Linked DNA regions of Homo sapiens: region 1 is linked to region 2. A link is a contact called in ENCODE Hi-C data. All regions are on one chromosome and are shown on one strand. Each heading gives the region's core, a stretch centred on a gene start or an enhancer-like site at or near the end of the contact. The rest is flanking DNA. Distances are from core to core; before and after follow the strand shown. Region 1 holds the start of SOAT1 (sterol O-acyltransferase 1). Region 2 holds the start of RASAL2-AS1 (RASAL2 antisense RNA 1).

Region 1 (4,882 bases), core at 1,626-4,125, 1.2 Mb after region 2:
CACCTGCACCTCGGGAAAATATCCTGAAATCTTTCAATTTCTATTTCCACACCAACCAGCCTAGTCCAGGTACCACCATCTACCCCCTGAACTTGCCCAATAACTTTGTATTGTTCTTCGGCTCCTTTTTGTTCCATTGCTGCTCCCTTCAAGTCATTCTCTATAAAATAGGTTGATTTAAAAAAAAAAATAAACCAATGGCCGGGCACGTGGCTCATGCCTGTAATCCCAGCAGTTTGGGAGGCTGAGGCGGGAGGATCACTTGAGCCCAGGAGTTCAGGACCAGCCTGGGCAACACAGCGAAACCCTGTCTCTACAAAAAATACAAAAATTAGTCTGGTGTGGTGACGCCCACCTGTAGTCCCAGGTACTAGGGAGGCTGAGGTGGGAAGATGACTTAGCGAGCCTGGGGAGGTAGAGGATGCAGTGAGCCCTGATTGCACCACTGCACTCCAGCCTGGGCGACAGAGTGAGACCCCATCTCAAAACAACAAAAACCCAAACCCTTCATTATCTTGCCTTTGCACTTAACAGATAAATCCAAACAACGTGATTAGGTTCCTGCTTAATGCTCCAAACTCAACTTCAAACCCCTATTTGACATGCTCAAGCCTCCTGGCCTGTTCCTCAAACAGCCACGCTTCAGCATCAGCCACAGTTCAGCATCGGGGCCTTGACACCCATTATCCTCTGTCTAGAATGTTCTTCCTCCCCATGGTTGGCTTGGCTGGCTCCTTCTTGTCATTTAGGTCTTAGCTCCTGAATTATCTCCTCAGAAAATCCTTCCCTGACCATTCTGTTTTGTTTTCTGCTCAGTACTTATCACTGCCAGTGATTATCTCATCTATTCGTTTTATTATTTATATTCTTCATTAGAAACATAAGCTTTTGTTGTTTGAGACAGAGTCCCACTGTGTTGACCAGGCTGCAGTGCAGTGGCATGATTTTTTGGCTCACTGCATCCTCCGTCCCTCACCCCCCATCCCCCACCACAAGCAATCCTCTTATCTCAGCCTCCCGAGTAGCTGGGACCATAGGGGCCTGCCACAATTCCCAGCAAATTTTGTTGTCATTGTTGTTGTTGTTGTTGTTGTTTTTAAATTCTGTAGAGAGGGAGTCTCACTATGTTGCTCAGGCTGGTCTTGGACTCCTGGCCTCAAAGTGATCCTCCTGCCTCAGCCTCCCAAAGTGCTGGGATTATAGGCTTGAGCCACCTGTTTGTTTCCTTTCATACCTAGTCCTGCAGAACATAAGCCTCTAAGTGCAGGGGCTTCTTCTGTTTATTCACCACTGTATTTCTAGCACCAAGAATACTATCAATATTTTTTGAATGAATGAATCAAACAGTGAAAAGGCCAGTCATCTTGGTGTATATAGAAGGTAGCCAACAGAGACCCAATAGAAATGAGTGCCTATGTTCCTACTGCTCTATAACTAGTGGGAGTGGGGAGGGGAAGCAGCTGGGGGTCTACCAGACCCTGTCACCAACTAGTCAGCACACGTGGCAATCACAGTTGTAGAAGAGGCCAAACGGAGCAGATCTGCCAATGACAGCCAGTACTAAACTCGACTGGATGCTGAGGGCCATTTCTGCTTTGAGTGAACAGTGCAGCCTGCTGGGTGGCCAAGGGAACGTGTACAAATCCACTTTGTTTAAAGGACCCAGAGAGTAGTCAGTTCTGCTAAACCTCATCTGTTTGTTCAGGGATTTTTGTCCTGGGGAGGAGTGGGGAAGAAGCGATTAGTCAGGCCAGGCTAGCTGGTATTAGTTTGCAGGCTGTGAGTGCGACTCTTCAGTCTCTGCTCCTCTCATCATTGCCTTTTCACCTACCTTTACCCTAAATTTACGTACACCTCTGCCTTCACAAATTCCAAGCGATTAACTGTTGTATTTAATCTCTGTCCCAAATCTCTCTGCATCATTCTTCTTTTGATTATGAAGTCACGAGGGCCCTTTGTTTATTTTATTTTTAAAACTTTTTTTGAGAAGGAGTTTAGCTCTTATTGCCCAGGCTGGAGTGCAATGGCACAATCTAGGCTCACTGCAACCTCTGGCTTCCGGGTTCAAGCAATCCTCCTGCCTCAGCCTCCCGAATAGCTGGGATTACAGGCGCGCGCCACCAAGCCCGGCTAATTTTTTGTATTTAGTAGAGACGGGGTTTCACCATGTTGGTCAGGCTGGTCTCGATCCTAACCTCAGGTGACCCAGCCACCTCGGTCTCCCAAAGTGTTGGGATTACAGGCGTGAGCCACCGCACCTGGCCTCAAGGGCCCTTAAATATTACTTAGTTGTTCCATTATTTGGTGTGTTTTATTATTTGGTGCAGGTTTTTTCCCCTTATCTAGTTTGAATGTTGCTGAAGGACGCTGGTTTTCAAACGGTAAGGAATCTCCTGATAAAGGCACGAATCTTGGTGTGCAGATAAGCCAGCGATTCTTGCTTCTGGCTAGTTCTACGTTGTTCCTGGATGGTCAGTTCAAACTGCAATGATCCACAGCTCCAGAAGCGGCTTCTTCCAGTCGGCCTAGGAGCCAAACGCCCCTGCAGCTCCATGCTACCACGCAGGGTGCCGTTTCGGGCTTGCAGGGAGTTGTCGCAGTCCCGTTTTGGCTGCACATTCTACTGCTGGGGTGGAAGTGTCAAGCAAGATGTTGTCGCCGGTATCATGATGTCCGGGTGAGAAGCTTCCTTGGCAGGTTGCCAGGGCCAGCCTGCGAGCACTGGCGCCGGGGACCCGCGCGCCCGGGAAGGGGCGGGGAGGTGGGCGGAGCCTGGCAACCTGGGGACCACCAATAGGATGCTCAGCCGGAGGTGGCCCTGCGCGTGACGCAGCGGTGCTCGGAGGCAGGGGGCGTAGGGGCCGGGCTGTCCGGCGCTTTAGCTTAGCAGGCGACGTTGCGGGCCCTGGGCGCCAGGAGAGCTTCCCGGAGTCGACCTTCCTGCTGGCTGCTCTGTGACCGCTTCCCGGCTCTGCCCTCTTGGCCGAAGTGCCCGCTGCCGGGCGCGGGCCTCAGGTAACGGTGGTGCTCCCGCGCCTCTCCTCGCTTCCCGCTTGGGTCCACCGGCCTCAGCCCGCGGGGAAGGGAGAAGCGGTGGCGGCAGCAGCTCCGGCCCGGCCTTGTCCTGGGCTGTGCTGCGGAGAAGGCGAGGCTCGGCGACTGCAGGGGAGTTGGGGAGGGGAGGGCGGGAAAGTTACCGTCAGGCGCCCGGGTCACGGGCAGCCTTTTAAACCCTGCACGCTGGTTTGGTGTTCCGCAAATCTCGTGGCATCTCTCAAGTCAGTAGTAAAGAAAGTTAGGAATTAGAAGACGTTTTATTCTTTAAAAAGCGAAACCAAAAATGCACTCAGGAAGTCAGCTTTTTAATGATTTAGAGAAAATGTGTGAAGGGAAGGATGGTATTAGCAAGACATGAAAATCTGTAGGGGCACCAGAACCTTTAATCAAGCTCATGTTTTATTGTAAAATATTAGGATGTAGGTAAGTTTCTGTTTTCCCTAAGTGTTAATGGTCATGTAATTTAAATAATATGTATATTGAAAGGTTATTTCTAAGTGAGAAACAACTATATAAACTTTATTCTCCGTATATATATTTAGGTTAAGTTCGTTGGTCACTTTTGTTTGTTTGAGACGGAGTCTCGCTGTGTCGCAAGGCTGGAGTGCAGTGGCGCAATCTCGGCTCACTGCAACCTCTGCCTCCCGGGTTCAAGCGATTCTTGTGCCTCAGCCTCCTGAGTAGCTGGGATTACAGGCGTGCGCCACCACGCCCAGGTAATTTTTGTAGTTTTAGTAGAGACGGGGTTTCACCATGTTGGACCAGGTTGGTCTCAAACTCCTGACCTCAAGTGATCCGCCCGCTTCGGCCTCCCAAAGTGCTGGGATTACAGGCGTGAGCCACCGCGCCTGGCCTGTTGGTCACTTTTTAATATTTAAGTGGCTGCCACCTGTTTAAACCACTTTTTTCTTTTTTTCAGCCTGCTTGATTTCCTCTTCCTTGAAGTAGAATTCAATTTGAAGCTTTTTTTTTTTCTTTTTAAAAGTTGGGCGGTGTCAGTGAATGACTTGTTAAGGAAGTCTGTGCGTTGTCTGGGTGTGAGAATGGGTTTTGGAAGGAGCTCTGTGGCACTGAATTATCGTTTAGAAATGCACGTGTTTTAGTGAATCACATGCTTAGAATGCATCTGAGGTTTCGCAGTCTTTTAGGATAAAGACCTACTGAGTGAGCACACTCTATCTCTGGTTCATTTGGCCCACTTTCCTTCTGGCTTTCCAGGTTCATGCCACACTGGCTTTATTTTTGTTACTGGAAAGCTTCATTTTCTTTCCTCTCTTGGCTTTTAGGAGTTTCCTCCACCTCTAATGCTGTATTCTCTCCCTCCCTCCAACTCTTATACCTGCCTCAGATATCAGCCCACATATCACTTCCTCTGGAAATCACCCCATCCCCATTAAGCCCTCCATGAACTCTTTATTCTCCTTAGCAGAAGTTGATCATTAATTGTAATGAATTAGTTGCTTTGTTTCCTCTGCTAGTGCATTTCATGAAGGCTGGTTTAGCCTGTTGTAATTTTCAGGGTCTGGTCCAGCACTTGGCCCAGAGAAAGAATGAATAAGTTGGTGGACAGAGGAAGGAACTTTTGAATGAGAAATACAGTGATCCCCACTTAACTGCTTTCTGTAGTTTCAGCTACCTGAGGTGCGAAACAGAGTACAATAAGACATTTCGAGAGATACCATGTTCAAGTGAATTTTAATACAGTATATTGTTAATCTCTTACTGTGCCTAACTTTTTGAAACTTTGCCTCCCAGGTTCAAGGGATATTCATGCCCCAGCCTCCCAAGTAGCTGGGATTACAGGCGTGTCCCAGTACGCCCGGCT
Region 2 (4,848 bases), core at 475-2,974:
TACCATGGCATTAATTTAGTATAAATAAAAATGCTCTAGGTCTACTCAGTGCTGAGCCTTGAAATCTCAGCACTCAACATCTCTTATCCACTAAAGCACACACTGTTGTTTACACGTGGAAGACTGACTATGCAGCCAGTCTAGTAAGCAAGCAAGCAAGCAAGCAAGCAGGGTCCTAGATATTAAAAATGACCATTCCTGTAAACCATCAAGCCACAAATCAACAAGCTTAATCACAAAAGTTTCTTGAGGGAACAAAGTTGAAGTAATATCCATTGAGTCATTGTGGAACTATCTGTACTTGTGGTTGATTAGCCAGGTAAGCTGGTTTTTCCTCAGTTTCCTCACCTGTTAAACAAGAGGCAGAATGATGTTCTCTCTAAAACACTTCTTGCTTTGAAATACTATTACTCTAAATAAGACTTTGGAGAAACTCACAAAATACATCCTTGTTAACTCTCAATAAGCCCAAACAATATTCCAGGACCCCACAAAACCAGAAAACTAACAGGACCCCTTGTAGACCAGTCTCTTTGTGCAACGTAGGGAGAAAGGGCGGGGGGGACTAAAGAACCTCCCAAAAGGTATTAAAAATAGCAACATGTAATTATGAAAAATCTTGTTCCACATTAGGTAGCCACATTCAAGAAAAACTGTTGGAGATCTACTATGTCCAAGGCACGGTTTAAGTTATTACTGTTCAATTTTGAAATTATTATTGTTAACTTGTCAGTAATTTCTTAAACCTAAACTGGTGAAACTCTCCTTGGGTGGACATAAAAGTAAAGCCATGGCCAAGGAGGGAGACAGTCTACAAATAAACCAAAAATAAAATACAAGTGACATCATTAAAGGAAAAAAGCCAACACACTGCACAAAGATCAAAGACAAAACAGAGAAACATGTTTGGTTAATACTGGGCTTTGAGTATTTCATGTGCCTGAGAGGCCCGTCCGTCCATCCACACCACACTTCTTCACCATGCTGTTGCAAACCAATGACAAGTTCAGCTTCAGCGCGGACAGGGCGCAGGGCGCAGACCCTGTGCATATCCCAGAATCCCGGACCCACTGCCACTCCACTCTGGGAAGGAAGAAGGCGCTCCCCCTTGGGTGACTGTAAGATAAAGCAGCTTCTTCGATCTCTTTGTCCAATAAGAAAGAAACGTTGGCCCATAAAGAAAGAAAGAAACAAATAAATAGGAAAGGTGTGAGAAGGAAGGGAAGCTCCTTTCTTTTCTGTTTAAATTTCCCGCACCCTTTTACCTCCCCGCCTTCTCAAACGGTCTTTACTTTGAGCAGCAGAGACCCGGACCGCTCAATACCCGGCTATCCCTGGGAGGGTACTTGGAAAGTAGGCGGGACAGGCCGGATGAATAATTCGGTGTCCGACTTTTCCTGCCTGCGGCGCAGTCCCTCCCCGGCTTCGTTACTCGAGTGCACACGCGGCCGGGCTCTCGGCCCTCGATTGCTTCAGCCTATCACCCTGGGATGCCGCCTGCCGCTGCCGCCGCCGCCGCCGCCGCCACCGCCACCGCCACCGCCACCGCCACCGCCGTGGCTGCCGGGTTTGTGGGATCCGCCGCGGAGCAGGAGCCAGAGCTGTGGCCGGAGCTGTGGCCTGAGAGTCAGGGGGCGGGCAGGCTCATTCCAGAAGTGGGGGCCGAGGACAGGCGGGCTAGAACCCGGGGCCACCGCCCCCTACCCCTCCTCAGGCTGAGGGAACGGGCACTCGGAGCTTCTGAGGCGGCGGCGGCGGGAGCCGGTCAGAGGGGGCGGCCCCTGGCGGCGACGCCCCCAAGCCCAGCCCTGCCCGGCCCCGCTCCATCCCCAGCCAGAGCCTGGTCTGACCGCGAGAGACGCCGGCGGGGCTGAAGAAGGCGGCTCCGAGGAGGTGGGAGGGCGAGCCTCCCCTCCCGGGTTCTTCTGCGTCCTCTCCCGGGAGGGACCCACACACACCTGAGCCCGGACCCACCCTTGGTCGGGGCCACGCTGGATCCTCCTCCCGGCCTGGGTCCCGCCCGCCGACTGCAGGTGGGCTGCATCGCCCGAGCCTCGGGCAGTGGGCGACGGGGAAGGAGGTGAGAGGTGTCCGCGCCGGCTGCCGCTCGGGTCCCTGCCCTCGCTGCGCGCTCTCCTCCTCCCCTTACCGCAGGCAGGGCGCGGAGCCGCGCGCCAGCCCGCCCCGAAGCCGCCGCCTCGTCCCCCTCCCGCCTCGGGGCACCATGGAGCTCTCTCCGTCGTCCGGAGGAGCCGCGGAGGCGCTGTCCTGGCCGGAGATGTTCCCGGCGCTGGAGTCCGACTCGCCGCTGCCCCCGGAGGACCTGGACGCGGTTGTCCCAGTCAGTGGAGCCGTCGCCGGTGGCATGTTGGATCGGATCCTTCTGGAGTCCGTGTGCCAGCAACAGAGCTGGGTCCGGGTGTACGGTAAGGACCACAGGCCGTCTTAGAGGCTGGTGTTTCCTATTTTTGCTTGGGCTGAAATTCATTCCCTAAGTCACAGGCTCATTCCCAGTCCTCATCCGTGCTAGGTCAGTTTCCCACATCCCTTTTTGTTCTGGGGGTGCATTTCTGACAAGTTTCTTCAGACTATCACTTGGGCAGGGATGTCACTCAGTATGGTCTTTGGACCTCTTCAGACACCTGCAGTAAGTTTAATGCGGGAGTTGGGCTATCCAAGACGTAATTCTTAGGCGATTACTTCAAGGGAACAGCCAGGCAATCAATCTTCAAGAAGGTATGATGGAAAAACTCCATGAAACCAAGTGAATGGATTTTCGTCTCTTTTTATTGTTGAATGAGGCAAGACTGGAAACCAAGATATTATGAAAAAGCAGAGGATAAGCTAATGAATGAAAAAAATGCAAACTATGTATTTGGTGGGAGCAAGACTAATCTATAACCTCTGCCTGAACCTCACTCTCTCTAAAAGCAACCACTTATTCCAACGGGTGTGGATTGTTTCAGATTACACTATTGTTTCTGAATCTCGTTGTAAAGTGACTGGGTTGCCACTCAGCAGGTTAAAAGTGATGAACACACTAAAACTTTCCCTTTCTGCATTCCTGGTAACCACCTCTTTAATTAAAACTGAATGATGAGATTCTATTAGGGTGAGCCTTGTGGCAGCACTAAAACCATGCTGGTTTTGAAAACTCATAGCTTAAGGATTTATAGCCTGGCATTCAGGACTGAGCTGTGGCTTTCCAAAATATTGAAACGGCAAGATGTTTATCGCCTAGCTCACGTGACTGCAGAAGACATTAGTAACGTGGCTGAGTATAAGATGGCAAATTTGAAGCACCTGGGATCAAACACAATGTTAAGATGTTATCCTGCAGTCTTGTGCATCTAAGCCTGTAGTGATCAAGTACCTTATGTTTTTTTCTTTCATCTTTCTGAACAGGGTATATGCTTACTATTCAAGAGTGACCAAGACTTAGGTTTTTTTCTGTGTAGTTCAGTTGATTTGAAGACTTAATGTCCATCGCAAAGATCATAGAACTAGGAGTCCAGAGATCTCAGTTCTTGTCTCAGTTCTACCACTAAATGGCTATGGGATTTGGGGCAGATCGAGTCACATTTTTGGCTTGTGATTCCTCATCTGTAAAGTGAGTGGATTGGATTAAATCATCACTAGTGACCCTTTTAATCATAAAAATCCAGGAATTCTTCTTATAACCAGTTCTTAAGGATTTGTGTACCACTTTGTATTTTGCTGGCTGTTTCTTGATGTTACTCTACGTACCGGAAGATTTAAAGCAAAGGAGTGGGAGACGATGCAAGGTCACCCAGTTTGTTCTCAGCAAATTAGATTAAAAACTTTGGTGCCTGATTTTCCGTCTGCCTGCTAAATCCCACTTAGCTGGTCATTTAGAACAAAGGTTGGTGAGAATCTGAAAGTGCATATGAATTAGAGTATATTGTAGTTACAACGTTTTCCCATTCTATCATCTTTCTCTCCTTACACACTTCTTTGGCATACTGTTTATTTGTGTGATGTTAGAAATAGGGCCATGCTATTCTAAGAATACATGTATATGATAATTCGGTATTTCAGTATCCAAAACAATCTGGGTTCTCTGGACCTAGTGTTAACTATCGTTCTTCATTTGTAAGGACATAAAAGTCTACAAATGTATGTTGTTTTGTAGTCCATTCCTAGGGGTTGATTTGTGAAATATATATTGTATATTTTGTGTGTGTGTGTGTGTGTGTGTAAGAGAGAGAGAGAGTGAGAGCAAGTTTACATTATGTTTTTTTTCTTTCGTCCTTCTGAACAGGATATATGTTTATTGTTCAAGAGTGACCACGACTTAGAAGTTTTCTTTCTGCGTGGTTCAATTGATGTCAAGACTTCATATCAGACATCACAGAAATGCATGGTATGTATATGTGTGTGACACACACATATACATACCATGCCTTGCATTTTTGTGACCAATTGCAGACTTACCACTGCATTGTAACTTTTTTTGTTTTCTCTATCAATTAACCAGAAGTTGTTTTTATTTATTGTTTAGTATTGCTACTTTCCTTCCTCTGAGGCAGCTCATCCTGGATACTATTTTGTTGTCTTTAGTTTATGTAAATATTTCAGAACTATTGGAATGACTCTTGGCTATGTCCTTAGCTAGTTTTAAGTTGCCTATTGTATGAACAGGGTGTATGTTTGAAAACTTTGAAGTAAAAACTTTGAAATAAAAGTAATAGAATGTAGAAAAACAATTTGGAGAATACAGAATTTTTGTTTTTCTTGTTTCTTGTCTGTGTGTTCAAAACCTTCGTTGTCTTGGATCACCTAGGTTCTTCTCACAATTTAAAGAGACTTTGATGAGTGTAGTCTAAC

The links. A loop is a pair of places that touch in the nucleus more often than their neighbours do. Pooled maps may share reads with other maps.
Region 1: a loop to region 2 is called in a pooled map, with 5 times the contacts of the local background. The contact joins the promoter of SOAT1 here to the promoter of RASAL2-AS1 in region 2. A Hi-C loop is called at or near these places in 4 of 50 pooled maps.

What each region holds. Positions count from the first base shown.
Region 1 is chr1:179,290,922-179,295,803 of GRCh38, forward strand. SOAT1 (sterol O-acyltransferase 1) reads left to right here and starts at 2,876. Exons shown (of 16, transcript NM_003101.6): 1 at 2,876-3,015. RefSeq lists a silencer at 2,671-2,860 and an enhancer at 3,073-3,580.
Region 2 is chr1:178,092,269-178,097,116 of GRCh38, forward strand. It overlaps RASAL2-AS1 (RASAL2 antisense RNA 1), which reads right to left and starts at 1,725. Exons shown (of 2, transcript NR_027982.1): 1 at 1,293-1,725; 2 at 1-1,144. It overlaps RASAL2 (RAS protein activator like 2), which reads left to right and starts at 1,836. Exons shown (of 18, transcript NM_170692.4): 1 at 1,836-2,426. The coding sequence starts at 2,225. RefSeq lists an enhancer at 1,312-1,813 and silencers at 1,435-1,484, 1,535-1,834, 1,905-2,064, 2,215-2,274.